Regions from separate parts of the Homo sapiens genome. Here region 2 is linked to region 1. A link is a loop called in an ENCODE intact Hi-C map of the cell type or tissue named here. Cell type or tissue: OCI-LY7. All regions are shown on one strand. Each heading gives the region's core, and the rest is flanking DNA. Links, peaks and the distances in the headings are about the cores only.

Region 1 (15,519 bases), core at 5,264-10,263:
TGACCAGGCTACCCTAAGTTATCTACAGATTTAATGCAATCTCAATTAAAATACCAATGACGTTCTTCACAGAAATAGAAAAAGAAATCCTAAAATTCTTACAAAAGCACAAAGACCCCCAAAGGCCAAACAATCCTGAGAAAATAGAACAAAGCTGGAGACATCATGCTACCTGACTTCGAAATATGCTGCAAAGACACAGTAACCAAAATATCGTGGTACTGGCATAAAACAGACACATAGACCAATAAAGCAGAATGCAGAGCCCAGAAATAAATAAACATACATATGGCCAACTGATTTTCAACAGAGATGCCAAGAATACACAGTGAAGGAAAGACAGTCTCTTCGGTAAAAGGTGCTGAGAAAATCAGATATTGACATGCAGAAGAATGAGTCTAGTTCTTTCCTCTTACCATATAAGAAACTCAACTAAAAATGGGTTAAAAACTTGAATGTAAAACCAAAAATCTATGAAAACACTAGAAGAAATTACAGGGGAAATGCTTCACGGCTTTGAAGTGTTGTTCATGGTCAAGAATTTTTAAAATAAGACCTCAAAAGCACAGACAATCAAAAGAAAAAATAGACAAATAGGGTTGCCTCAAAATAAAAAGCTTTTGCACAGCAAAGGAAAAAATTAACAGAATAAAGAGACAACCTACGGAATGGGAGAAAATAGTTGCAAACTTTACATTTGATAAGGGCTTACTTCTTGGAATATATAAGAAACTTTAAGAATTCAAAAACAAAAAGACAACCTGATTAAAAAATGGCCAAAAGAGCTTAATAGACATTTCTCAAAAGAAGACATAAAAATGACCAACAGATATATTAAAAAATGTTCAACATTACTAATCATCAGGAAAATGCAAATCAAAACTACAATCAGATAATACCTTACTCCAGTTAGAATGGCTATTACCATAGGAAAAAAAGAAAACAAGTGTTGATGAGGATGTGGAGAAAAGGAAACACTTGCACACTGTTGGTGGGACTGTAAATTAGTTCAGCCATTATGGAAAATGCTATGGAATTTCCTCAAAAAATTAAAAATAGAGCTATCATATGACCCAGCAACCCCAAACCACTACTGGGATTACAAAGCATCAATTAAAAAAAATTTAGACTTCGGATTAACGTTACAACTGAAACAATATATACCATAGTATGGTGATCATGTTATATTGCTTATACTATACAACATATATTTAATCTCTCTAAAAATCATATTTGTATTTTAATTTAAAAAAACCTACCACATCATCTTGTTGTAGGTTGGCATGACTTGCTTTCCCTAGAGGTGGGTAGAGGTCATTCATAGTTAACTTCTTTCATAGATTCTTCACGAGTCCTTGATTAGAACAAAGAGCATTTTTAACAGTGATAATATGGCACATTCCTAAAAGAATAAAAAATATTTTAATAAGAAATTTAATAAAAATTTTAACCCAGATACTGATCTGAAGCAAGGAGTTGTGATCAGGAGAAGAAGGTATGGAATACAGTACTATGGATTGAATTCAGTCAAAGGAAGTAGTACCCCAATGGTCATTTAGAAATCATCACGACTACCAATTTCACCACAAGCCAGAGTATACAGACCCCAGGAGCAAGGCTTCATCCTCCATCTTGGTTTTAAAAGAGCAGGACCAATGCTGTGGATGGAGCTCTCCCACCAAGGCTAAGGTGTGGGTCTGCCTCAGAAGAGCCAAGGGGATAAGGATGCCACCCTATTTGGCCTGCAGTGCACAGCATCTAACCAAAGAAGGGTATTATGCAACCTTAAGAGCTAATGAAACTTGCCTTACTAAATTTTGGGTTTGCTTGAGACCTGTCACCTCTCCCTTCTTCCATATTTCTCCCATTTGGAATGGAAATGTCTACTCTATGCCTCTCCTACCATTGAAGTTGGGGAGCACATAATTTGTCTGGTTTCATAGGTTCACAGCTGGAGAGAAATTTTGCCTCAGAATGAATTTACCTTGAGTCTCATTCATGTCTGATTTAGATGATATTTGGATGAATCTTTGGACTTTAGATGTTAGAGCTGATGCTGAAACAAGTCAAGAGTTTTAGTGATGTCGTGGTGGAATTAATAGACTTTGCATGTGAGAAGGACATGAATTTGGAGCCCAGTACCAGAATGCTGTTGACTGAATTATGTACCCTCAAATTCACATGTTGAAGACCTAACCTTCTATGTGCTTATATTTGGAGATGGGACCTTTGGAAGGTAATCAGGTTTAGATGAGGTCATGAGTAGGGGACCTACATGATAGGATTACTTTCCTTATAAGAAGAGACACAAGACAACTTGCTCATTCTCTCTCCACCATGTGAGGATACAGCAAGAAGGTGTCCATCTGCAAGCCAGAAAGAGCTCTCATCAGAACCCAAGCACACTGGCACCCTCATCCCAGACTTCCAGACTTCAGAACTGTGAAAAGTAAATTTCTGTTGTCTAAGTCACTCAGTTTGTGGTGTTTTGTTATGGCAGTCCAAGCTAACTAAGACAGATGTGATATCCTTCCCCAGGAATAAACCATAGAGAAAACATCTCGAAGATAACTGAAGATAGTGTTCGCTAACATACCCTGTATATTTAATTGCACTTAAAGAGGAAGATGGCAGAGAACTAATAAGGCAGGTTTTAAATCAGTGATATCAAGGAGGAATTAAAGGTAAGGTATTTCTGATAGGAATCATGATTGAAATAAACAATGCAGGCAATTGTTAAGAAGTACATTTTTCGTAAAACGTTACAATATTATTTCCATAAGAAGAATCTCCACTTTTCTCATTTCTTCTCTTCAGATGGTGCCATATTTTTATAGCAACACAAAGAAATGTTGTAAGTGTGAAATTACTTACTTGGCCTTTTTATGGATTCATATGGCCTTACATGGAATGAAGGAAAGAATAAAAAATGGATATGATCCTGACCATGTTGAACAACAGATTTTCAAGACTGTCAGAAAAGGACCACAGTGCGTATATCAGCTAATTTATGTCAAGATGGCATTTTTGTGTAGTTATAAAAATGAAGAATATTATTTGTACAGAGCTTTAACTTGTACTGAGGCCTTCCACAAATGATATGTCATTGAGTTCTCACAATAAGTTACATTCTTTGCAAATTGTTTTGTGAAATTCTATATACATTTCACAAATGAAGAACGTGAGGTTCAGAGAATTTTTGCAAATTAATGACCAACCATAGATCTAGTAAGTTTCAGAGTTAGTACCTAAACCTAAACTTTGCCTCTTTATTCTTTATTCCCCAGTACTTGAACAGTTAACAAAGCATTTATTCTCTAGCAGGAAGTTACTTTGGCCTTCTATATTTAGTTTTGAACTTACCATTGAATAATTTCCATAATAGGCCAGGCATGGTGGCTCACAACTGTGATCTCAGTCCTTTGGGAGGCTGAGGCAGGAGGATTGCTTGAACCTAGGAATTCAAGACCAGCCTGGGCAAGATGGCAAGACCCTGTTTCTACAAAAATAAAATAAAGTAAAATTAGTTGGGCATGGTGGTGCATGCATGTAGTCCCAGTTACTCAGGAGGATGAGGTGGGAGGATTGCTTGAGCTCAGCAGTTTGAGGTTATGGTGAGCTATGATCATGCCACTGCAATCCAGGCTGGGTGACAGAAATAGAGACCCTGTCTTTTTAAATAATAATAATAATACCCATGATAAAAATACTTGTATTTTATTACTTTTCTTTTAATATTTATAACTCAGTGTGTGTCAGACTTTTTGCTAAGTCTTTCATATATATAAATAATAGATAGATAGATAGATAGATAGATAGATAGATAGATAGATAGATGCTCTATGAGGTATTGATTATCTGGACATGAATTCTCTGCTACATTCCTAAAGAAATACTCACTTTTCCCTATCTTATTCTGTCTGACATCAAGCTACTACTAGTCACACCATTTAGGACACTCAATTTAGATTATTTGATCTATTGTTCATCTATAACAAGATTCCAACCAGTGCCAACTCCCTGTCAATGCAAAATTCACTGAAATTTTACTTGCCCCACCTATTCACTTTTCCCTTTAGCCTACATGTAACCTGAAAATCACCTATCAATAATGCTTTTGAGAAAATAATTATCTAATTGGAAATCTATACCCTTTGAACAATATTTCCTCAATCCTTCACTCTCCTCCATCCCCAGTCTCTGGTAATCACTGTTCTATTCTCTACTTCCATGAGTTTGACTTTATTAGAGTCCACATATAAGTGAGATCATGACGTATTTGTCTTTCTGCGCCTGGCTTGTTTCACTTAGCATAATGTCCCCTAGGTTCATTCATGTTGTCAGAGATGACAGGATTTTCTTCTTTTGTAAAGTGGAATAGTATTCCATTGTATACATATATGTGTATATGACATTTTTAAATCCAGTCATCTGTTGATAATCATTGCACATTATATACAAATTCAACATACCACATTACACCTCATAAATGCATGCAATTATGATTTATCAATTAAAAATAATATTAATAAAAAGAGATAGTTTTTTATATTAATAGAAACCTATGTCCCACATATTTATTAGTACTGAATATGTATATAATCTGACTACTACATCTCCATCTCATTGAATATCAGGGTTCAGGTTTATATGAAAGCATTTTTTCTCATCTCCAAAACTGCATTTGAATTCCTTTGGAAGCTATGAATTGGATTTAGAAAACAATGACAGACTTCCAAAACAGACAGGGATATTTTTCAGTTATAATTTTTCAGGTAATTCTGACTTTCTATGTTAATTTTCTAACTCAGTGTTTTCCACTAATTTATAAAGGAGAACTGTAACCTTAATATATGCATTTTCCTCATAGCCAAAATTGTTGAGCTGTTGAAATCTAAACAACATTTAAAATATCTATCAGGGAGGGAGATGAGCCTTTAAGTTTTGAAATCTAATCTAAGATGATACTTCATAAACTTTTACTTACTGAGTTTATAAAAATGGGCTGTTTTAAAAAATATGTAGACTTTCTTGTCAAAGAGCCTGTCTTTGTTGTCTCTGATATCTAATTATTCCCCAAAGTAATCTCTTTGTATCCTTTCCTCCAAAACAAGTATGTGACAATCTGCTCCTCAGATAAAAGAACAAGGAAAGAATGGTATATGTTCTCATTCAAAATAAATATAAAAGATAAAAGAAATGAAGTGTAATAACAAATCCTAAGTGAAAAAAAATAAGATTTTAAAAAATTATTCCAACTGGGGAAAAGAACTATTAAATGTATGTATTTTATTTATATTGTCTTATCCGGAGTGGAAGGTGTGCTGACGCCTTCCACAAGTTGTTGTTCCACAAGTCAACACCAACCACAAGTTGTTTTTAACACAATACAATCTCTGTTTTTGTTTTTTTTTTTTTGTTTTTTTTTCAAATGAGGGGTAACAGAACTAATACCAGGCAGGTTAGGAAAAGATAACTTTGACGAATATTTAACCAAAATGACTTTTTTATGGAAAGAGGAAATTTCACAAGTTTGGATGTAAATAATGTCTTCCAAATTGATCTCAATAATAAAAGCTATTTTTATAATTTCTATGCAAGAGAACACAAATAGCTACCATAGCTATACAGATACCCCTAAAGAGAAATAGAGAATCCCCTTTTAACTGTTATGCCCTTCATTTCTTACTTTACCTGAGAGAGAAAACAAAACTTATATACTGTTCTACTTATTTTAGAAAACAGAAACTGATTTTCTTGTTGCATTTTATTTTACTTATGAGTATAAGTTGCATTTTATTTTACTTATGAGTGTCAGCTAATTATTCATGAATTAAACTGAAGGATGATCAGCTTGGAAGGTTTTATAAGATACAATATTGTGATTCACTTGTAACTACAGACTTAAGTAATCAGTAGAGCTTATAATATTAATAATTAAACTTGTATACTTAGTCCAGGAGAAGATATTTAGATTAAATAATGCTCCACCCCTGCCAAACAAGATGAGAGTACTCTAAATATATTTTCTCTGCTGTTGAGTTAACATTCCAAAAATAATTGTTTAAATTATGTATTCCTCTTTAGTGAGATAATGCTTGCATAGTCCATATAAGATGTTCCCTTAATTTTGATAATGCAATTTCCATTCAGTTCACTTTTAAGAAAAACATCTATTTTTGGTTAAAACATTATTAATTAATTTATTTATTTATTTATTTATATATATATTTTTTGAGATGGAGTCTCGCTCTGTCACCCAGGCTGGAGTGCAGTGGCGCAATCTCAGCTCACTGCAAGCTCCACCTCCTGGGTTCACGCCATTCTCCTGCCTCAGCCTCCCGAGTAGCTGGGACTACAGGCGCCTGCCACCACAGCCGGCTAATTTTTCTGTATTTTTTTAGTAGAGACGGGGTTTCACCGTGTTAGCCAGGATGGTCTCCATCTCCTGACCTCGTGATCCGCCGGCCTCAGCCTACCAAAGTGCTGGGATTGCAGGCGTGAGCCACCACGCCCCGCCAAAACATTGTTTTTAATAAATATGAAAATTTATATTTATGTGTTAAATTATTCCAAATTGTCTTCAATTCTTCATAATGATAAGAGCTCTGTAAACAGAAAAATATAGTCCTCCATCTATGACTTTCTTACTGCTGGCAGAAAAGAATTGAAGGGATGCATTGCTTCAGGAGCCTATGGGGTGACTGACAGATGCATTCCATTATACAAGTTTCACAATTATTAGGTCTAAGCTTCAACTCAGGGAGTCAAAGAGCATTTTGTGAGTGACAGAAAAAAGGAGTTTACATGGATGCATCTGCCTGTTCACATACTTTTTGGTGTTATATGTCGATGGCAAAGAAAAGCATCAGACCTTTCTATACAACATCCCTGAAGTGTTTCTGTGCAAGGTGAGAGGAAGGGGAAAGTTTAGATGATAGAGAGCATAAGGTAGAGATAGGGGGCTGGGAGAGAGTTATGTATCCTCTTTTCCTCCCTCATAAAAACATAGAATGCGTCCCTAAGTGGCTTTATATCTGCCCAATCTCCCTTCTTTCATAGACGCTGTAAATAATGGTAGCGAACCACCTTCTATTTCTTATAATATGACTTTGCTCTAACAGGACATACATAAATATCTGACTTCCTGCTAACAGTCATCCTAGGTTCCCTTTCATTAGAGTTTATTCTCTTACGTGTGAATGTTTTTTTCACTGAATTTATAAATGGAAAGTAATATTCTCTTGTATCTTTCTTCTTTCCAGAAATATTTCATTTATTCAAGCACAAAATAGTACCTTAGGGGACTTTCTCTTTTGAATGAAATGGTAAACAGGGAACAATAAAAAGACTTCATGTTAATTGTTCAATTTTGCGTGCATTTGGTGTTTGAAATAAATTAGCAGCGACTTTATTTTGGATATAGAACTATATAGTACTGTAAATAAAACATTTAACTGATTCCATTTTCCCTGTCAGCATAAAGAAGTTTGAAATATATTGATAACATTGCATGGCTCCCTCTGGTGGTTAACACCTGAAAACTCTCATTAATTTGGTAGAAGACAAGCAGTCAAGAAAGTAAATAAGGAAAAATTATCTGTGCAACAAATTTGAAGATAGATATAACTGAGATCGTTTCTCCATTAAAATATCTTAGCAATTGAGCTATATTAAGGAAGTTGTTATTGAAAATCTCTATCTTTCCTGGAAACCACTAAGGGCCTCTTAGCTTGCAGTGGGCATTTTGCTACCAGTTGGAGGTGCGGTGAGTGAACTCCAGTAGGCCTATGTGAGCAGCAATCAAATTAACTCCACAGCTATGTAGTCCAAGCTCTGTGGTGTCCTAATTACATTTAAAGAGGGGATAAAAGAACTGGAAAGATGACAAATGATGAAAGCGGAAATGAAACAAGGAAAACTCCAAAAAGAATTTAGGAAGAGATATACAGGGCTTCCATGTGATGATTCTTTTTTTGCTTTTCATTTTGCCTTTCAAATTAAACATTGCAACACAGATCGTAAAGTTCACTTTGTGTTTATTAAAATGTATGGCCCTGCTAGTGTGTATATTTCTCTGCCTTTTAGGACATACTTAGGATCCATTCTGTACACATTATCTTCCATACTAAGCATTAGTTCACTTAATCTGTCCATTAGTTAAGTGTTATTAATCCCATTTTTCAGATGATGAAACCAAGTCTCATGTAGACTGCATAACTTTCCCAAGTCACACAACTAGTAAATTAAGATTGGAGCCTAGGCTGGGCACGGTGGCTCACGCCTGTAATCCCAACACTTTGGGAGGCCGAGGAGGGCGGATCACGAGGTCAGGAGTTTGAGACCAGCCTGGCCAACATAGTGAAACCCCATCTCTACTAAAACTACAAAAAATAGCCAGGTGTAGTGGCAGGAGCCTGGAATTTCAGCTACTTGGGAGGCTGAGGCAGGAGAATCAGAATCGCTTGAACCCGGGAGGCTGAGGTTGCAGTAAGCAGAGATAGCGCCATTGCACTCATGCCTTGGCGACAGTGAGAGACTCTGTCTCAGAAAAAAAAAAAAAAAGGTTGGAGCCTAAATAGGTTTAATACCAGAGCCCATCTTATTTCCAGCATACAACCCTTTCTCTTTCAAGTTACAGGATTTATACATGAATATTTTTTAACGATTGTGACATAGTTGGTGGGCATTTTTATTACCACCCTCCTAATCTATTTTAAACTTCATAATCTAGTGAAAAAACTGCTAACCTTTTGTTGATATTTTATTACCCTTTCCATTTTGTTAGTTTGTAACAGTTTCATCTTGAAACAAAATGTAGAATAAGGGGGCCTATGGTACTTCAAATGAGTAATTTTTTTAAAATAAGATTGTCCTTATAGGAAATTGGGCATACATTTTGTGTCAGATCCAAGTTAAGAGCTTGATAGGTACTCTATGAAAACTTTAAAATCCCAGGCTTTGCCCTAGCACCCTGGTTTCTTGAGTTAGAATCTCTACTTTCCTATTTCACAGCTATGTGACTCTCACAAGTTACTTACAACTTCTGAGTTTGAGTTCTCCTATCTGTAAAGCCAGCATAAAGATACTACCTACATTCTAGCATTGTTTTGTGAATTAAATTACTTGAGATAAAGTGCTTAAAACAGCCTGAAACATGGGAAATCCACACTAAGTATTCAATTGAGAAATTGAGCTATAGCAATAAAATAAATCAAATAAATCACCAGGGCACAGAGCCAAAGAAGTGAAAAATCCAAGACTTAAGCAAAAGCAGTCTGTATCTGGCATTTGAAGCTGAATTATTGCTCAGCATTACTGTTTAGTAAGCCAATTACTACTTTGGAGTCTCTCTCCCTTTGTTAAAAGTGTATCTGGATAAGCATAAACAATTGTTATTATGTTCTTTTCTTTCAGTTAAGAAGTTCACTCATTTTCAGAATGGTTGGAGTAAAATCGAAGTTAAAGCTACAGACATTTCAAGGTCCCTGAAGATGTTTCCTACTTTTCAGTGGGAGTTCTTTGAACAATTTTCCTCCCTATTCACACAAGTAGTACATGGTTGAAAGCAAATAAATGATGGCTTAGATAGTCTTTAAGACACATTCTGAATAATTCTTCATTAAAAAAAGTAGATTCTAGAAATGCTTCAGAGTAGCAACAAGTCTTCAACAAATGTCCATGCTCATGTTTAACACTTCTAGCCATACTTAGTAGTAGCCTAATCAACCCATGGCTGCTAGTATTTGAGAAAGGCAATGAGGGAGTAAAACCCTGATAAGTATTTAAGACTATTTCTTCTGTCTAGTAAATATAAACTGTACATATGTTTGTGTATAATTTTTTAAATCCCTCTTCTTCAGGCATCTGTTAGTCTCCAGGTCATTATTATTAAGTTAATCTTCATTACCCTCTTTCAAATATCTTATCAGTAGGGGACTATTGAATGTTTGGAAAGTGGAGACATGTAGTCGCCTGAACCCATGCTTTAGGGTTAATAGGCTTTAGGCAATACTGCCAAATGTATCGTAGGCCCACTTTTGCAGCTCCAAAATTAGGCTTCAATATGGTTTCAGGGATGTGAAGCTTTAGAAAAAAGCCTTTCTTGCATCTGTGAAAAATGTTTTTTCCAGTGCAGAGGAAATAATATACACCTAACTCAGTATGTCCACTATTTTCCTTGAAGAAGGGATTTGAAAAGATGGTGAGAAAAAACTCAATCTCTTTTCCCTTGTCTTTCCCATATTTAACGTGAAGGACAATGAATATGGTTTAAAAAAATGTGTGCGGCCCAATATAGGACAATCTTCTCGTGGAGATACCTTATTATGAGGTATCTGTTTAAATTTAGATAATCTGCATATGTTTAAGAGGGATTCCTATTTTATAATCCAAGGAATAATTCAAGAAAGAAACTGATAAGACTGCCCCAGAACCTTTGTAATAGTGTTGTAGTGGTTATAATTAGTTTTAATTAAATGTTTTCTGATATAAACTGGATTCATTAAGCCAACCAAAGATAGTTAACTGAGAGTTCATCAATTTACATAACTAACTCAGCTAAATATGATATGAAGAAGAGGGGTCTTTATATTTTTATAATGAAGAAGACATGATTTTTGGAAATTTTTACAAATGTTTAAAGAAAAGGTCAATCCATGAAATTAGGCATTAGTTCTATGCACACAAATACTCTTGCTATTCTAAGATTCTCTTTTTGTAGTACTATATTAATAATTACAGTGATAGGACTCCTGTGTTAGGACCATGTTTTGCAAAAAAATATTTAAAAATGAAACTAAAATTTAAATTCTGAAATTATAAATGTCTGTGTTAAAAGATCCTTTTATAGCTTTTTCCCATTTATATTTTATTTTTTATTTGCGACTCAGAAACAAGGACCACACTTTCGTACAAACATTTTCAAGTTAATGAGATTTAGTGTCTGGAATAGGTACCTAGAAACTTAGTTCTTGACCATTTGTCATGGCCTATCTATTCACATACATGTCAACTTTTCAGGGGCAGATTAAACTCAATTCAAAATGAGTTTAGTTCTAATTTGGTTTAACCAAATCTAACTGAAGGGAAGAAATTCCTAAATAGCAAAAGTTCTTGTACTAGGTTAAATAATTTGCTTCTGCTGCCTATTCAGTATTATTTATTCTGAATTCATCTGTTTGATTTATTTATATACTATAATGACATAATTTAATATTCCACCTTCAGCTTTCTAATAAACCTGTAAAGGGTTATAACAAATTGCATAGAGAAAATTTGTCATAACTTAGAAACCAGAAACAAGAACTGAGAAAACTGGTCATCTGCAAGACTATGCTGCCTACAGGATAAGGACCCTAAGTATTGGGCCACATGGCATACTCCAGTGTGCGGGCTTCAACTCAGATACCTACATTTGAATCCTTGTCCCTAAACTTATTATATCACCCTGTTGAGTTACTTTATCTATTTGAGGCTCAGCTTTTCTATTATTAAAATAGGAATAATAATGCCTACTCTAATTTGGATGATGATGAAATGGGATGAAACCTCTAAAATGCAGAGCACAGTCACTGTAATCAGAATGATCTCTTAAATGGCAGTTGTGACTACTATAATTTATACATCTTTGGATCTTCTCGATGCCATCTTATTCTTGATCTCACTAAATATTTATCTGATGCTTGTTGTATGTCCTGTATTTACTTTATGCAGGGAATACAAAGAGAATGTGGTATGTGTCTGGTTCTTGAGGACTACCTAGTGAGCAAGTGTTATGTGTTGTACATTGTATGTTTTATAATTTGATTTGAATTTTTCAAAATCATATTTGTAATTTTGATTTTATTAAATGGTATTTTTCTAATATTTTGAATTAGCCATTTTCACAATTAGGAAAAAGTGAACAGAATTAATAATATTTGTCATTCCTTTAATTACACTTATACATTCAAAACAGAATCTCCATTGCACAGTCCTTGGTTGGACAAAGTCTTATAACAGCTAAGACCTTCTTATCTTTGGACATGTGCTTGTTTCATGCTTAACTAAGTTTAAGTAGCTTTTTCTGGAAACCTTGTGGAGATCTGTTTTCAAATTTTTGCCTTTGATATATATATCTGTTTTTATTGTAATACCTAATTATTTTTTAACCTCCAACTGACAAATTTCACCTAAATTTAGATTGGATATGAAGAAGAAACCTACAGTATTTTTATTTTCTTTTTGCTTGAGATTTCATGTCTCATCTCCTTAACTTATACTCTTTTGAGTTCATCAAAGAAATGTATCAGGTAAATTAAATCCACATAGTCACAGAAAAATTATTTGAGGAAATGAACACTCATCAGCAGAAACTTATGACATTTGAATTGTTCTAAAAAAATTCTAAAGATTGATATCTCCCCACCATGCAAACCCACACTTAACCTTTCTTATGCATCAGTCAGCTCTTTCAAAATAAATCGCATAACCTAAAATGCTCAGGAGTAGGAGAGATTTTTAAGTAAATACAGCACTTAAAATTATTGGGTTACTGTGGAACCATAAAAAAATGCAATTGTTGTAATTATGTGAAAAAAAAACCCTTGCTTGACGTTTATATTCAATTAATTTCTAGAAGAAAGCAACATGTATTTTCTTCATATAACATAATTATTATCCTCAAGTCACATACATAGCATACTACTTATTATAATAAAGAAGTGGAATTTTATTAGAAGGAAGGGCAGTTTTATAAAAAAGAGAACTGGAAAAGGCAACTTTATGTTTTTCAACTATTTTTGTAGCTGAAACTTTCCATTCTTCCAAGGTAGCTCATGTTATACAACCAATGTCTAGAATTTTCTCTTGCTTATGTTGTAGTCCCATTCTTGGAAAGCTAAGGGGGCCAGGTTTAAGCCTGTATCGTGAGTATGAATATTAAACCACAAGCTCAGAATGTGCAAAAATACCACTTTCCTTTACTTTTTTAGTCAATACATATCACACTGTAAGTCCATGACCTTCCACACAGAAGAGGAATTAGTATCAGTCCTAACCCCAACATATCCTCTTAACACACCTACCCAACTTCCTTCCATTTACAAAACCCATTTTTCCCAAAATACCAAGATAATAAACTGACACTGGAGTGATTATTGTGTTCCATGGAAGGAAGAAAAATATCAGGAGCATGAAGACAAACTAATATTCTCTAACATCAATCATAGTAGAATAGAATAGAAAGCTTCAACACAAATGAAAGAGAACAAATTTTTTTCCTAAAGCACTCTGTGTAGTACTCCTCTCCTTTCTCTTCCATGTAGCTAGTGCAGTGTGACATTTGAACCCCAAGCAAGACTTGGAAATGGAAATATGATAAGGAATTTTGCATATGATATTGCAAGAAATAAATCTCTTAAGACATATTTAATGCTTACTTTTTTAAAATGGTGCAGTACAAAATATTTATTTGTTCATCCCTGAGAGATCTGGACAAAATACATAGATATATTATATTTTAATTTATTATTATATAAATATATAAGTATATATAATATATAAATATGTAATATATAATATATTATATTATATATAATACAATGTATAATATATAATATATAATATATAATAATTATATATTATTATATATATTATATAATATATTATATAATATATATTTTATATATATAATATATATAATATATCATGTATAATGTATGTATATATAATACAATATATAATATATAATATATGTATATAATACAATATATAATATATAATATATGTATATATAATACAATATATAATATATAATATATGTATATATAACACAATATATAATATATAATATATGTATATATAACACAATATATAATATATAATATATGTATATATAACACATTATATAATATATAATATATGTATATATAACACATTATATAATATATAATATATGTATATATAACACAATATATAATATATAATATATGTATATATAACACAATATATAATATATAATATATGTATATATAACACAATATATAATATATAATATATGTATATATAACACAATATATAATATATAATATATGTATATATAACACAATATATAATATATAATATATATATAATACAATATATAATATATAATATATGTATATGTAGTACAATATATAATATATAATATATGTATATGTAATACAATATATAATATATAATATATGTATATGTAATACAATATATAATATATAATATATGTATATGTAATACAATATATAATATATGTATACATAATACAATATATAATATATGTATATATAATACAATATATAATATGTAATATATTATATATAATACAATATATAATATATATGTATATATAATACAATATATAATATATAATATATTATATATAATACAATATATAATATATATGTATATATAATACAATATATAATATATAATATATGTATATATAATACAATATATATAATACATATTATATATAATACAATATATAATATATATGTATATATAATACAATATAATATATATAATATATGTATATATAATACAATATAGAATATATTGTATTATATATAATATATGTGTTCATTAATTTACTTATTTATATATATTATATATATGTTATGTTCATTAATTTGCTTATTAATATTATCCTATGTGCATGGTAATTTAAGTACCAAGGAACCTAAAGCTGAAAATATCTACTGGATAAGCTCGTTATAGTCAGGCAGTCTTGAAAATGGCTGTGAGTGATCCCTGCCTGTTGATATTCATGCCCTTATGTAGTACCTTGCCCTTACTGTGGTCTCTGGGTTTAAGAACCTGTTTCAAATAACAGAAAACAATAAAAGTTATATAGAATGTCACCCCATTGATTGGGTTACCAGAAAACTGTGCCTTCTCTCATAGGTACATTTAAATCTCTCTCCCTCTCTCTTGGGTCACCTGCCCTGGGAAACTCCAGGTACTAAAGAAGCCCACTAGGTCAGGAATTAAGACCTGGCAACAAACATATGGTGAACCTGGAAATGAGTCTTTCCTGAAGTTGAGCCTTCAGAAGAAACGACAGCCCCAGCCCATAGCTTGACTGCAATCATATGACAGAACTGTAACAGGCACTTACCTAGGCCATGTCCAGATTCCTGACACACAGAAACAACAAAATGATAAATGTGTGCTAAGCTGCTAGGTTTGGGTGTCATTTATTACACAGCAATAATATCCAGTACACCGTGGTTTTATATATCTTCTTCAACAATATTACCTTAGTTCTAGGCTCTCAAAATATTTTGTTAAATGAAAGAAATGAGGAGAAAACCAGTGGAGGTTAATAAGATAAAAATACAGAAAACAAACCTAAAATACACAAAAATATTAATGTATGATGTCTCTAAATTGACACTTTTTTCAAGTAATGAATTCTTCACTTTTTAAGCCATATTTTGTCAGGTATATTCCAAAAATCTTTTTACATATACAAATTAGGGAGAAATGTTAAAATTCTATCTT
Region 2 (15,519 bases), core at 4,823-9,822, 970 kb before region 1:
CTTGGAGAACAGAATATAGTGAAATAAAATGGTGCTAAAAGCATACAAGAATTCCCTAATTAAGGAAAAAAGAAAAGTAGTATGAGTTAGAGCTTTCTAGAGAAGGTGCTTGCACTTAAGCTGAGCATTAATGATTAAGTAAAATTTAAGAAAATGTGCATTGGATTTGTATCTGCTTCCATATATCTCTACTTAAACTGATAATTTATAGGAATTATATTTGATAAAGAAAGAACACTGATGAATAGCTCATTTGTCTTATTCAATTTTGTTGCATTTCAGCCAAAGCAGACTGAAGGTGCCGCTGCTCCCTATCTTCTATTGATGATGGTAATTATAATGACATTGGTGATGATGATGATAGCAAACAAAAACTTCCTGAGTGTTTATATATTCCAGGAGGTTTGTTACAATGGCTTTATAGCCTTATGGTCTTTGTCCCATTTCATTCTCATAATAGGGATAATATTAAGACAGCCCTCAATATTTCTGGCCATTTCTGGACGTAAAACTTCTCTTAGTTATTCAATCAAATACTAATCTTGCTACTGCTGTGAAAGGATTTTACAGATGTAATTAAGACCTCAATTCAGTTGACCTTAAGATAGAGGATTATCTAGGTAGGTCTGAACTGATCATATGAATCCTTTAAATCTGGGTCAGAGACACTGGAGTCAGACAGATCCAGAGCATGGGAAGGATCAATGCATTATTGGTGGCTTTAAAGATGGAAAGGGTCACATGAGAAGAAAATAGGTAGACTGTAGGATTTGAGAGCGACCCCTGGCTGACAACCAGCAAGGAAATGGAAAGTCAGGGGGCCTTAGAATCAACTGAACTAAGAAAATGAATTCATGACCACATGAGCTTGAAAGGGGATGCTGAGCTCCTGCCCACAGCCTGACTAACACTTTGATTTTAGGCTTGTGAAACCCTAACAGAAAAATCAGTTAAGTCTGACTGGACTTCTGACTTACAGAAATGTGTGATAATAAGTCAATATTATTTTGATCTACTGACTGTGGTAATTTGGCATGCAACAATAGAAAACTGATGTAATGCTCTCAATCATATAAATTGGTAACATTATTTTAAATAAGGAAAGTGAATCTTAAGGGCTTTTGCTCATATTTACCATACATCAGTAGGGCTGACAATGCAAAACACAGCACTATTGTGAAGATAATGTTTTCATATTATGGCAGTTTTACTTTTGATGTTAGAACTAAGGACTCTTGCCTCCTAATCTGTACACAATAAGTTATATATTATTTTCTCCTAAATTCTAGTTTCAAACAGAGACACAGAAGCTTGAAATGGCTCCCATGTCCCTAAGTACCTAAGGCAATATTTAGAAAATGCTCCCAAGTTCATTAGGGTTAAGGTAGGGAGTTACAAATTTCTTTTCTTCAGTATTTTTCTTATAATTTTACACATTTCTCTGGGTACAGTTTGTGGCCTCAGGCCTCACAAATGCTTTGTTTTCATCTACTTGTCGGCAAATCTCTCATCTTAGCTAAGGCCTGAAAGGGTCACAGAGGAGAAACTTAAGGAGCACTACATTCATGTCTCCATCCTTCCCATCCCAGAATGAAACAGCCATGAGTAAAAGAGGTAGCACAGTTAATGGCTCTCCACATCCTAATAAAGAGCAGATAGAAAGATTTAAGGCAATTATCTTGAAAATTTATGGGGATAAAAGCAGGAAAATAAGGAAGGTTTATTGGCCTAAGCATTTTGACAACCACATGGATTTAGTTTAAATCTTGACTTTGTTTTCACAGATTCAAAATGTATTTTCTGAGTCACAGACTAAATCATGATGCCTTGCTTCCTCCTACTCCTCATAATCAATTCTTTAGTAGTTGTTTGAGTAACTGTGAACTGGGAACAAAACAATTTGTCAATTGGTTTCAGACTCAAAGACACAATTACTTTGCAGGCAGTACTGTTGCCTATGGAAACAATGATTATTAAGAAGTGTAAGAATCAAGGTGATTCCCAGCACACTGTTCAGAGAGGGACTGAATGGTTATGGGCATCCTTTGAAGAAAAGGTATTAAAAGCCTGCTGACCCTGCAGCTGTGTGTTGAAAAAATTACGTATTACTGAGAAGCACATGAACTCTTATATATTTGTATACTTTCAAGCTTCATAATAATACCAGCCAACACTAAATTGTACGTACTATATGCCAGGAATTGTTCATGGCATTTTTACACATATTATCTCATTTAATCTTCAAAATAATACTATTGGGCAGTGTATTGGTCCATTCTCACGCCCTGGAGACATTTTCCCCATTGTCTTGGTAATTAACATTTGGATCCTCATTACTTATGCCATGAAGAAATGCTCAAGACTGGGTAATTTATGAAGAAAAAGGTTTAACTCACAGTTCTGCATGACTGTGGAGGCCTCAGGAAACTTACAATCATGGCAAATGGCACTTCTTCACAGGGTGGCAGGAGAGAGAAGTGCAGAGTGAAGTGGTGAAAATCCCCTTATAAAACCATCAGATCTTGTGCGAACTCACTCACCATCACAAGAACAGCATAGGGGTATCAGGTCCATGATCTAATCACCTCCCATGAGGTCCCTACCCCAACATATGGAGATTACAATTCAAGATGAGATTTGAGTGGGTACACAGAGCCAGACCATATCATTTGTGCCCCTTGCCCCTCCCAAATCTCATCTTCCTCACATTTCCAAATACAATTATGCCTTCCCAATAGCCCCCCAAAGTCATAATTCATTTCAAGATTAACCCAAAAGTCCAAGTCCATAGTCTCATTTCAGACAAGGCAAGTCCCTGCCACCTACGAGTCTACAAAATCAAAAGCAAGTTAGTTACTTCCTAGGGAATGGGGGAAATTGGCCAAAACGAAGGGACTACCGGCCCCTTGCAAGTCTGAAATCCAACAAGGCAGTAATTAAATCTTAAAGCTCCAAAATAATCTCTTTTGACTTCATGTCTCACATCCAGATCACGATGATGCAAGAGGTAGGTTCCCATGGCCTTGGACAGCCCCATCCCTGTGGCTTTGCAGGGTACAACCCCCCTCCCAGCTGTGTTCATGGGCTGGCATTGAATGTCTGTGGATTTTCTAGGCACATGATGCAAGCTATTGGTGGATCTACCATTCTGGGGTCCTGAGGACAGTCGCCTTCTTCTCACAGCTCCACTAAGCAATGTACCAGTGGGGGCCCCAACCCCACCTCTCCCTTCTGCACTGCCTTAGCAGAGGTTCTACATCAGGGCTCTTCCCCGGCAGCAAACTTCTGCCTGAATATCCAAGCATTTCCATACATCCTCTGAAATGTAGGTGGAGGTTCCCAAACCTTAATTCTTGATTTCTGTAGACCTGCAGTCCCCACACATGTAAGCTTCCAAAGCTTATGGCTTGCACCCTCTGAAGCAACAGTCTGACCTGTACGTTGGCCCCTTTTAGCCATGGCTGGGATGCAGGGTACCAAGTCCTAAGACTGCACAAAGAAGCAAGACCCTGGGCCTGGCCCACTAAACCATTTGTTTCGTCTTAGGCCTCTGGGCCTGTGATGGGAAGAACTGCCACGAAGGCCTCTGACATGCCCTGGAGACATTTTCCCTATTGTCTTGGTGATTAACATTTGGCTCCTCATCCCATATACAAATTTCTGAAGCTGCCTTAAATTTCTCCTCAGAAAATGGATTTTTCTTTTCTATTGCATCATCAGGCTGCACATTTTCCAAACTTTTATGCTTTGCTCCCTTTTAAACATAAGTTCCGATTCCAAACCATCTCTTTGTGAATACATAAAACTGAATGCTTTTAACAGCACCCAGGTCACATCCTGAATGCTTTGCTGCTTAGAAATTTTTTCCTCCAGATACCCTAAATCTTCTCTCTAAAGCTCAAAGCTCCATAGATCATTAGGGCAGGGACAAAATGCCACCAATTTCTGCTAAAGCATAGCTAGAATCACGTTTATTCCAGTCCCCAAGTTCCTCATCTCCATCTGAGACCACCTCAGCCTAAATTTCATTGTTCATATCACTATCAGCATTTTTGTCAAAGCCATTCAATAAGTCACCAGGAAGTTCCAAACTTTCCCACATCTTCCTGTCTTTTTCTGAGACCTACCAATGGTTCCAACCTCTGCCTGTTACTCAGCTCCAAAGTCACTTCCACATTTCCAGATATCTTTATAGCAGCACCCTACTCTATGTGGTACCAATTTACTGTATTAGTCTGCCTTCATGCTGACATGAAGGAACACCTAAGACTGGGTAATTTATGTAGAAAGAGACTTAATTGACTCACAGTTCTGCATGATTGGGAGGCCTCAGGAAATTTATAATCATGGCAGTAGGCACCTCTTCACAGGGGAGCAGGAGAGAGAAGTGCAGAGTGAAGGGGGCTAAAGTCCCTTATAAAACCATCAGATCTCAAGAGAACTCACACACTATCATGAGAACAACATGTGGGAACAACCTCTATGATCTAATCACCTCCTATGAGGTCCCTCGCCCAAAATGCGGGGATTACAACTCAGATTACAATTAGAGATGAGATTTGGTACGGACACAGAGCCATACCATATCAGGTAGTAAACACTATATTGCTGTTTCAGAGAGAGGAACATAGAGGCAGTATGGATAAATAATTTGTACACAGTCACACAAGTAATTAGTGGTAGAGGTGGGATATGAACCCAGGAAGATAGGCTTCAGAGTCTATGGTCTATTCACTGATGCTGTGGCAAATTTTATTTTCCAAAGATATTTACAACAATATTTCATATCCAACTCATTTTTCTTACAATGTGATCATGACACATTTCCTCAAGAAGTGTGGTCTACATTCTCCTTTTTCTTAAATATGATAAGGTCTGGGACGAAGCTGGAAATGACATTGAAAGTTTCAAGTCTAGATCATAAAAGATGATACAGCCTTCACCTGATTCTCTGTTGGGGTACTCATACTTGCAGCCTGAGCTGCCATAAAAGCAGCCTGATATCCTTGGGACCACTATGGCATGAAAAAGCCCAAAGCAGCCCATAGGAAAGGGCTACGTAGTGAGGTCCTGAGAATACATAAAAATGGAGAGATGCCCAGGAAGCTACCAGTTGCTACAGAATCCCCACTATTTCAGCACCAGTCACAATTTGACTTCAACCACGTGAAGGATTTGAATCAAAATTGCTTTGCCAAGCCATTCCCAAATGCAAATGGATGATTTGAACACCCATTATATAGGAGATAAGTGGACTTCATTTAAAATGAAGCAATATAATTACTTTTTAAAAATGTGTTTTAATTATGTTATTATATTGGTATACGGGTCTGATTTCCCAAATTTCCCAAATAGAAATATTCTTATTATGATATTATCACATTTGAATTTTAAATGTTGATGTAATCTAGTTACTAGTTTTGTTTTGCCTTCTATTATTTCAAAAAAAAGGCCTAATTTCTATAGATACTGGCTAAATTTTACAAGCTGTAACTTATTTTTCAATTTTTAATTTTTATTTTGTAATTAAATAAAAATTGTATATATTAATGATGTACAACATAAAGTTTTGATACATGTATATATACATTGTGTGGTAGCTAAATTAAGCTTATATTGTACTCACTGTCTTTAATTATGTCAAATCATTTTTTTTAGGATGAAAAGTCTACATTACCTTGAAATATCCCCTTCTTGTGATGAAACATATTTTACTTTGTGAATAAGAAGCCACAGAAGACATACAGATGGCCAATAAGCATAGGAAATAATGCTCAAGATCGCTGATCATTAGCAAAATGCAAATCAAAACCACAGTGAGATACCATCTCACCTAAGTCAGAATGGCTATTACTAAAAAGTCAAAAAATCATAGAGGCAGGTGAGGTTGTGGAGAAAGGGAATGCTTATACACTGCTGGTGGGAGTACAAATTAGTTAAGCCATCGTGGAAAGCAGTGTGGAAATTCCTCAAGGAACTTAAAGAATTACCATTTGGCCCAGCAATCCCATTATTGGGTATATACCCAAAGGAATATAAATCATTATACCATAAAGACGTATGCACAGGTATGTTCATTGTAGCACTACTCACAATAGCAAAGACATGGACTCAACCTAAATGTCCATTAATGGTGGACTGGATAAGAAAATGTGGTACATATACATCATGGAATACTATGCATCCATAAAAAGAATGAGATCATGTCCTTTGCGGCAACATAGATGGAGCTGGGCGCTATTATCCTAAGCAGAACTAATTCAGAAACAGAAATCCAAATACCACATGTGTCTCACAAGTGGGAGACAAACAACAAAATCACATGGACACTAGGAGGGGAACAACAGACACTAGGGCCTCCTTGAAGGTTGAGGGTGGGAGGAGGGAGAGGATCAGAAAAAAATTTAACTATTGGATATTATACTTATTAACTGGGTGACTAAATTATCTGTACACTAAACCCTCATGGCACACAGTTTATCTATGTAACAAAGCTGCACATGTACCCCTGAACCTAAAAGTTAAAATAAAAATAATAATAATAAAGAAATCATATGGCAGTATGTAACCTGACTCTGTTACATACTCAGTGTGTTACATACGGAGATTGTAACAATCCAGCCATAAGACTCACACTGGATAACAATATTAAATCAAGTGTCATGTTACGGAGAGATCTGAAGAACAAATTAAATACTTTTTCAGTCACTTAAAGCAACTGCTTGGATGTTCACCCAGTAAGCTCCATCTTATTGCTCAATGGGCATCTTATTTGAGAAGTAATGTTTCCACTGGCAAACCTATTTACTTATTTAAGCTTTATTTAAAATGATTTTAAATATATAAAGTCAAGTAATATGTGGGGGTGTAAGCTCAACCACTACTAGTAGTTTAAATCTATGAAACTGATTAATCTTAAATATTTGAAAGTAGAATTCATTTTCAAGGGACAATCACATTCAGTACCCAGTTCCTATGTATGTCCACTAGAGATATGTAGAAATTGATACTAATCCATTAATATGAAGTTGGAGTATTCAAATGTGCCCTAAAAGAAAACATAAAACTTATATTTTATATGTTAGGTTATAAACATGAAACTATATCCAGAATTCTAGTTCTAGTTCCATTAAATACATTTATTACTAGAAGTCAGTGTAATTACAATGAAACTGAGTTTTAGCATTAGGTTTCTGAAGAAGTATTGATCAAGGGTAAATGTGATTTCTCAGTGAGATGATCAATTTTCTCCTAAATATAACTCTAAAATGGCTACTGCCAGAGTCATATCTTTGGAGTGTGTGCTCATTAAGGATAAAACATCAAAAAATAGATAAGTGAGAAATGAATGTTTTAGGTTAGATTTGGATTACAGTCTTCATTTCTGTATTTCAATGACTGCAATTGTAACTAAATGAAAAATTGAACATTTTAGGATTTGAAATGAGATAAAAGATTACAGGAATGTAAAAAATACATCTGTATTGATATTTCATGTATCTTTACTTTTTTTTAAATTAAATTCAAATTTTCTTTTTTTCTTTCTTGATTTTTACATGAATTAAAACAAAATACAAATAATTATATAAAAGGAATAAAGGGAAGAAAAAAGTAGAATGTTAAATGAAATTCAATTAAATTTGGCATAAAATGTGTTTAGAAAATTTGTTAAACGCAATATCTATTTCTTTATTTCCATGATTGAAATAAAAATTGTCTATAATAATGATTTTCTGAATATGTATTCCTTATCTATGTTTTAGCCAGTGAACTCCACTGGGAAAAAAAAAAGAAGGTAAACTGTCATGCAATGGTATCACATCTAAGCACTAGCCTCTTTTTACTATATTTGCAGAAGTCAAATTTACTAATACCAGTCTAATGTTTTGTAGTTCCTTCCTGTAGATGGCAGCAGAGCAGGCATAAAAAATCAATAGAACAAATTGTCAGACCAGTAATGTGGCTTCTGTTGTTCTGCTTCTCATTAAAGGCAATGGCAATAGAAGAAAAGCTATTACTGCAACCAGAATTCTTAATGAGTTTTGCTACGAATTAGTTTACAGCCCAAGTACATGCTTTGACATTTGGTTAGCTAGAAACTTGGGCAACTTTTCATGCAAAAGGATATTACTGCACACAAGCCTGAAATGCTTAGCTATTGTAATATCTGAGCTGTTATCAGAACAGGTCTCTACAAAATACCTTAAGAAAAAAATTGACCTTCATACTCCTGCCTTCTTCTGAGCTGATGTCAAATCAATAAAAAAAACCTAAAGCCAATGTTTTATTGATACTTGAACTAATGTGGTTTGCAAAATCTTTTTATTAAGCTTTGCAAACCAATGTCAGGTTAAACTGCTGTGCCCAGAAAATGGCAACCTCAAAAACTTATCTGACAAATGTGATGGAGCTTCTTAGACACATTCTGATCAAGACCCTACCTGACAACCTCTTCTTTTCAATAACTTCAAGGCTATGAATAAATATTGCAGTTTTTATACTGTAGCAAGGATTTAGCTGTATAAATCATGCGGGAAATTCTGGAGCACCAGTCACTGAATATTTTTAGTTTCATCATTGTGAAGATTCATAATGTAAAGACAATTTTTGTAAAGTATAAGAGAAAAATATATCGCTTTTAGCAGTATCTCAAGAAAATTGATGTTGAAAAGAATACTACAGGAGCAAGGATTGAGAAACTGGAGGTCCCACAGGGTCTTAAATAAGGTAGACTATGACAGATAAGATCCAGAATCACTGAATTGGACACTTCTAGGAGGCAAATGGCTTTGAGGTACAGCATTCTCCATCCGTACCTTGGTTTCTCAGTGTGACTGTGATACCAGCCAGTGGGTCACCAGTGAGTGTCCTGCAATGGCCTCTGTATGGTAATATTGATCACTCCAGAATACTGAGAGCGAGGTCAGGTTACTAACTAGCCCAGCAGCCTTTAGACTATGCCCTGAAGGGACATGATCAAGTGACATTGCTGAGGTCAGGCCCGAGGTTGATGTGTGGTGTTGAGAGATGACCAATTCAATAGCAGGCCAGAATGGAGTGGCAGAGCAATCATACTTACAGGGCCTTGTTGTATGTATATAAGCCTTGGGCTTCCTACACCTCTTCTCAACTGCCTAGCCAGTGTTAATTTCTCCAGAGCAGCATTTTCCAGCCATCAGGTCACAACATACTTGTATATTCTAATAAATAATAAATGCTTTGTTATTATAATGAAGCCTACAAATTTGTAAATAATGTAAAAATTTAATAAAAATGTATATTAGAATGAAAAAAAATACTAATACTGCCATACATAAGAGACTTTGGATAGATTATCAAATATGTACTGCTTATTACACATTTAAAAAGAAAATAAAGACAGCAAAAATACTGACTTCAGGTACAAAACTCTTATAGAATATTTAGAGAGGGACTGAGAATTGAATAAAATAAGCTACATCTTTAATAAATAAGAATAGAGTAAAATAATGCACTGTGATCTAAAGATCAATGAATGAGTGGGCTCTTTTGGGGGTACAAAGGAAAGGGAGATTTAGGACTAATGTGTTTTTTAAATGCATTTTTGTTCTTACTCCCTAGTCCTATTCCTCCCCATGGAAAACCATTTTATTTTATTATTATTTTTTAAGTTAGAATTTCCATTTTTATTTTAGATTCAGGGAGGTACATACTCATGTTTGTTACAGGGGTATATTGTATGATACTGAGGCTTGGGCTTCTATTTATCCTGTCACTCAAGATAGTGAACATAGTACCCAATAACAAGTGTTTCAGCCCTTTCCCCCTCCTTCCCTTTTTTGGAGTCTCCAATGTCTATTGTTTCCATCTTTATGCCCTTATATACTCAAGATTTAGCTTTCACTTATAAGTGAGGACATGTGATATTTGGTTTCCTGTTTTTGCATTAATTTGCTTAGGATAATGACCTCCAGATGCATTTATGTTGCTGCGAAAAACATGGTCCTTTTTATGACCACATAGCATTCCATGATGTATATGTACCACATTTACTTTATCCAATCCACCACTGATGGGCACCTAGGTTTATTCCATGTCTTTGCTATTGTGAATAGTGCTGCGATGAACATCCAAGTCCATGTGTCTCTCAGGTAGAATGATTTATTTTCCTTTGGGTATATATCCAGTAATAGAATTGCTGGGCCCAATGGTACTTCTATTTTAAGTTCTTTGAGAAAATTCCAAACTGCTTTCCACAGTGGCTGAACTAATTTTCATTCTTACCAACAGTATATAAGTGTTCCTTTTGCTCTGCAGCTTTGCCAACATCTGTTATTTTTGACTTTCTAATAGACAGTCTGACCGTGTGAGTGAACCAACATGTTTCTTGATATCTCAGCTTCAATATCATTTGCTCAATCTTGTTCCTCTCTTCTTGATTTTTTTTATTCCCAAGATTAAACACATTTAACATTTTTATAGTTGGCTTTTACATATTACCAAATCAGATACCTAAATGTCACAAAATTCCTTCTTTTACTCCTTTGAGACTTATAGTCAGCCCACGATAAAATCTGATGTTTCTTCATGTACAATTCGGTTTACACTTATTCCAGTTCCAGTGTGATTTAATCAAAAGTTGTCTAGTTTCTAGAAGAAAATGCCTATAGCACAGACTTTATATCTTTTCCATTAAAATTATCTTCTTTAATTATTATTGTAAAAAGTTAATGAAGTTCATATCTTTATCTTATAGCATATGGAAAAGATCTTTGTATCTTTCAGGATTCTGTATACATTTTCTTTTTATTCTATGTTGATACTAGTGGGTGCCCTGCTAATTTTAAAATTTACCTTCCTTTATAACCACAGTGACTAATTTCACTTACCTTCACCATCCTTCTCTTATCTACTTCCAACCATCGAGACAAGACAGCCTTTCAGCACTCTTTAAAATAACCCATGTGATTTTGCATTCTCCAGATAATTAAACCTTGAAATGTTCATTAATAAAAAGTGTACTATACCTCTTTAACTTCCTAGTACTGTGAAGAGTGCTTGTCACATGGTAGGTGCTCAATAAATGTGTGATAAATAATAACTCCAAAGACAATGCTTATTAAATGCCAGACCTTTCATGAGGAGCTTTAAGTGAATCATCTGTTTTAATCTTTCCAACAACCCAGGAGGAAACTAAAACTTATAAATATTAAATAAGTGAACCAAAGTCAAAGGTAAGTAAAATAATTAGTATAAATGCATCGTATATTATAATGAAAAATAAGAGCCATTAATCAGCTAGTTTATAACTTTTAATGGCTAATACCTTTGAATTTCATATTAAGGAAACTGTAACATCAGAAAGATTCATAATACATTTCACATAGTCAACTTTGGCAATAAAAGGATAAAATATAAAACAAACCACTACTCTGTAAAACAGAATAAATACATATTTAATGTGGTAACATTCCTTACAAGGAAACAAAAACAAAAAATATTGATAATAAACCATAGTCTGAGAGTTGAGATATACTCATTTATATATTTTTCTAATACCTTTGGCCTCAGTACATTTTCACATTTGTACCTTGGCCTCGGCGTATTTTCACATTTATATGTATATAGTTGTCTTTTCACATGTATGTTAAGATCATGATAATTTAAGTTACTTGAAGACACTTATTATTTTATTTTGGAAGCCTCTCAAAATCTAACATAGTTTGCAACAAATAAAAAGATTTTGCTTCTACCATTATATGTAATGTGCAAAGTAAATGTGTATATGTAAATTATATGTATTATTAAAATGTAATGGAAAAGAAAATGAAAGTAACAATTTTAAGAAAATCAAATATAAGAACATATACAGGAATTAGAATGGAAAAAGTATTCTGGTATTATGAAAATGACATACAGGAGGAAAAGAAAGATGATCCAAGATGAGAAAGTTAGAGTTGGTTCAGTTAATGAGGCATAGACTACTCTGATGGAAGACCATCTTTTTTGCTGTAATGTGACAATACTGTGTTCAGAATTATTCTTGATATTATACTACTAAAGGCCATTGGAACCCAACTATATAGTTTGTTAAACTAGGTTTAATAGCATGCTACTGCAAGGAGACCACATCACCAGGGAGACCATTGAATTGGTAGGGATCAGGCAGGATTTGCAAACCTAGGAATTTCTGGAACCACATTAATCTGTGAGGAGTTACTATTGTCTGTGGTTTTGAGATGGTGTATATAGATTTAAGTAAGCTAATATTAGAAGAGTATGCGTTTAGATAGTTTTTGCATGTCATTTGCAGGATAGATAGTCATGCATGTCATTACTTGGTATAGTTCTTCTGTTTTATAAATTATAGTACAGTCTTGCATAGTGTAGTTTCCATTTGAATTATCAGCTCCCTGCTCAGTTCTACTAGCAGAACTGCTTTTACTTTATCAATATTAATATAGTGAAATCCCATAAGAGTTAAATGAAATTAACTCATTGTCTGGAATAAACTAGATAGTGGTTAATTATAACAAAGAAAAAGTATTTTTCCTCCTTGGTGACCTTCCAGTGCATAGAAGTAGTAGTATGACACACACTAGGCACTTTGCCTCCATTATTACTCCCTGCTTTTACTTACCTCTTATTATTGTTCAGAATCCTGATGAACAACTCAGTCCCACTCCCACCTCCATGCCAGTAAAAAAAGCTTCGTCCTGGGTTAAGTCTGGTTGAACTCCAATTAGATTAATGAAATAAAGCAACATATTTATTCATTTATTTATGAAGCTGTGGCTGAAAATTTATACTAGCTGACTTTTAAGTCCACTCAAATGAGTGATTCTATGATTCTTTGAATCCTGTAGCAAACAGATATCAAGTGAATTCTTCAGGATGGAATGGTGTTTACTTATTGAATAAGCATCAGAACTTTGAGCTGCTGCTCTCTTCTATTTTAGTATTATGTTATAATTCATTATGACTGAAATTAAAATAAATGAACACACCCCAATCTAAGAACTAATTAGTTACATTAAAAACTATATGTGGCCGGGAGCGGTGGCTCGTGCCTGAAATCCCAGTTTGGGAGGCCGAGGAGGGTGGATCATGAGGTCAGGAGATCGAGACCATCCTGGCTAACATGGTGAAATCCTGTCTCTACTAAAAATACAAAAATAAGCTTGGTGTGGTGCTGCGTGCCTGTAATCCCAGCTACTTGGGATGCTGAGGCAGGTGAATCGCTTGACCAGGGAGTTGGAGGTTGCAGTCAGCCGAGATCGCACCATGGCACTCCAGCCTGGTGACAGACTGAGACTCCATCTCAAAAAACAAAAACAAACAAACAAAAAACTATATATAGTGTTAATATGGTTTCACTTTACCCAAAGTTTAGAATTGTATGGGTTTGTTTGGGTTCAAATGAGTGTGGTCAGGGGTGGGCATAAATAACACAGTGAAAATACAGTAGTCTCCCCTTATCTGCTGGGGATATGATCCAAGATCCCCAGCAGATGTCTGAACCTGTGGATAGTACTGAAAGCTATTTATACAGTTGTTCCTCAGCATCTTTTGGGGATTGGTTTAAGGACTCTGCAGGTTAACTAAACTTGAGCACAAAAGCTCAAGTTCCTTATATAAAATGGTAAAGTATTTGTATATAACCTACACACTTCCTCTTGTAAGCTTTAAAACATCTCTGGATTACTTGTAATACCTACTATAATGTAAATGCTAGGTAAATAGTAGTTATACTGCATTGTTTAGGAAATAACGACAATAGTCTGTACATGTTTAGTACAGGCACAACCACTCATTTTTTTTTTTCAAATATTTTCCACCCCAGGTTGGTTGAATCCATGGATGCAAAACCCATGGATACAGGGGGAAAACCTAACTATGTTTTTTCCTTTACAGTAGCAAGCATGTGGCATATACAGCATGTATATGCTAGACGAAGGGATGATTCATGTCCCAGGAGGAACAGAGTGGGAAGGAATCACACTACTTGGAATGGCATACAATTTAAAACTTAACAAATTTTTTATTTCTGAAATTTTCCATTTAATATTCTCAGACCATGGTTGACAGCAGGAAACTGAAACTGCAGTAAGCAAAACCACAAATAAGAAGGAACTACGATAATATTTTAGCTTTCCAAATGCCATTTTTTACCCACAAGTACAAGGTATGTACTTTATGGTTTTAGCAAAAGTAACGAGTTCTTGCCAAACTATTCACATATTTAAAATGATCTGGTGACTTTGCATTTACAAGAGGTTGGTTGGGATTATCTCTAGGATCAATGGCAATGAACAAGAGGGAAATAACAGAGCATATAATTCCATGACCTTGGAAATATGGCCTCTGTGAACACTTCTATCCCTGAAGTAATTATTGAGGAAGAAAATATTTTTGTCCTTGCTTTTAATGAAATCTGTAGAATTAATATACTCAACCAAGCAAATGATCCTGGACACTGCTTTCACTTTGAGTGGCTTCTTTATTCTTGATCAGGTTTTATATAACTTGTCTCTGGTACTTACCATAATACCATATGTTGATAATAACCTTTGCATTGAAAAGTCCTGATAAATGTATTTTTAAAATATGTGCTGCTATAATGCATATTTATATTAAAGCTGAATCAATAAACACAATATTTTATTGTGGGAAGGATTTTCAACCATGCTGCTTAGCTTAACAGAGCACTCATAAATACCAAAAGTTCCTTAGTAAGCCCAAACTCACTCTACCAAATCTAAAAGCACACTGTTTTGAGATGGAATAGTATCCCTTAGACTTCTATTTGTTAAAACAATAACTAAATTTGAGTTAAATAATTACACATAGTGCTTACAATGTATAAAATACTTCCACAAAAAAGTTGTTATTGGTTAAATTGTGTCCCCAAAAAGATATGTTTTAAATACTAACCCCGGAAAACTGTGAACATAACCTTATTTGAAAATAGGGTCTTTTTAGATATAGTCAAATTTGGAGGCAGATCAAATTTAGATATAATCAAATTTGGATCCATGGGATTAGCATGGATCCTAATTCCAAATGGCTGGTGTCCTAATATGAAGAAGGAAGATGCCCGTGTGAAGACAGAGACATACAGCGAGAATACATGTGTAGACAGAGGAAGAAACTGGAGTAATGCAGCTGCAAGCCAAGGAATGCCAAAAACTGATGGCCAACAGTAGAAGTCAGGGAGAGGCAAGGAAAGATTCTACCCTGTGTCTTAAAAGGAGCACGACCCTGCTGACATATTGGACTTCTAGCCTCCAGAACTATGAGAAAAATAAATGTCTTTTGTTTTAACTCACCCAGTTTGTGGTACTTCGTTATCACAATGCTATGAAACAAATACAAGCGTTATCTGTTTTGAAAATCCAGTTTTGCAAAGACAGACTCATTTATTCTTAAAGAATAAATCTACTAAAATGTAGAATGCCATATTACGTAATGAAACAAAATTAACTCACCATATTCATTCAAGGTGACATTTAGAACTCTCCCACATACATTTTATATTAA

The links. Hi-C counts contacts between places; a loop is a spot of excess contacts. Peaks named below come from ENCODE experiments on the same cell type or tissue, not always from the same donor. Only the 100,000 strongest peaks of a DNase experiment are listed, where the experiment ranks them.
Region 2: it touches region 1 in a loop (5-fold over the local background); 3 of 110 quality-filtered maps call a loop at or near these places.

The regions. Positions count from the first base shown.
Region 1 is chr6:62,768,105-62,783,623 of GRCh38, forward strand. No RefSeq gene overlaps it. Among named protein-coding and RNA genes, the nearest start is that of FKBP1C, 440 kb to the right of the region's middle. In OCI-LY7, for the core only: CTCF peaks have their summits at 7,524 (motif pointing left) and 7,748; a DNase peak (open chromatin) is centred at 7,517.
Region 2 is chr6:61,801,303-61,816,821 of GRCh38, forward strand. All of the region lies in intron 6 of KHDRBS2 (KH RNA binding domain containing, signal transduction associated 2), which reads right to left. Among named protein-coding and RNA genes, the nearest start is that of KHDRBS2, 480 kb to the right of the region's middle. In OCI-LY7, for the core only: CTCF peaks have their summits at 7,909 (motif pointing right) and 8,109; no DNase peak of the experiment used is centred there.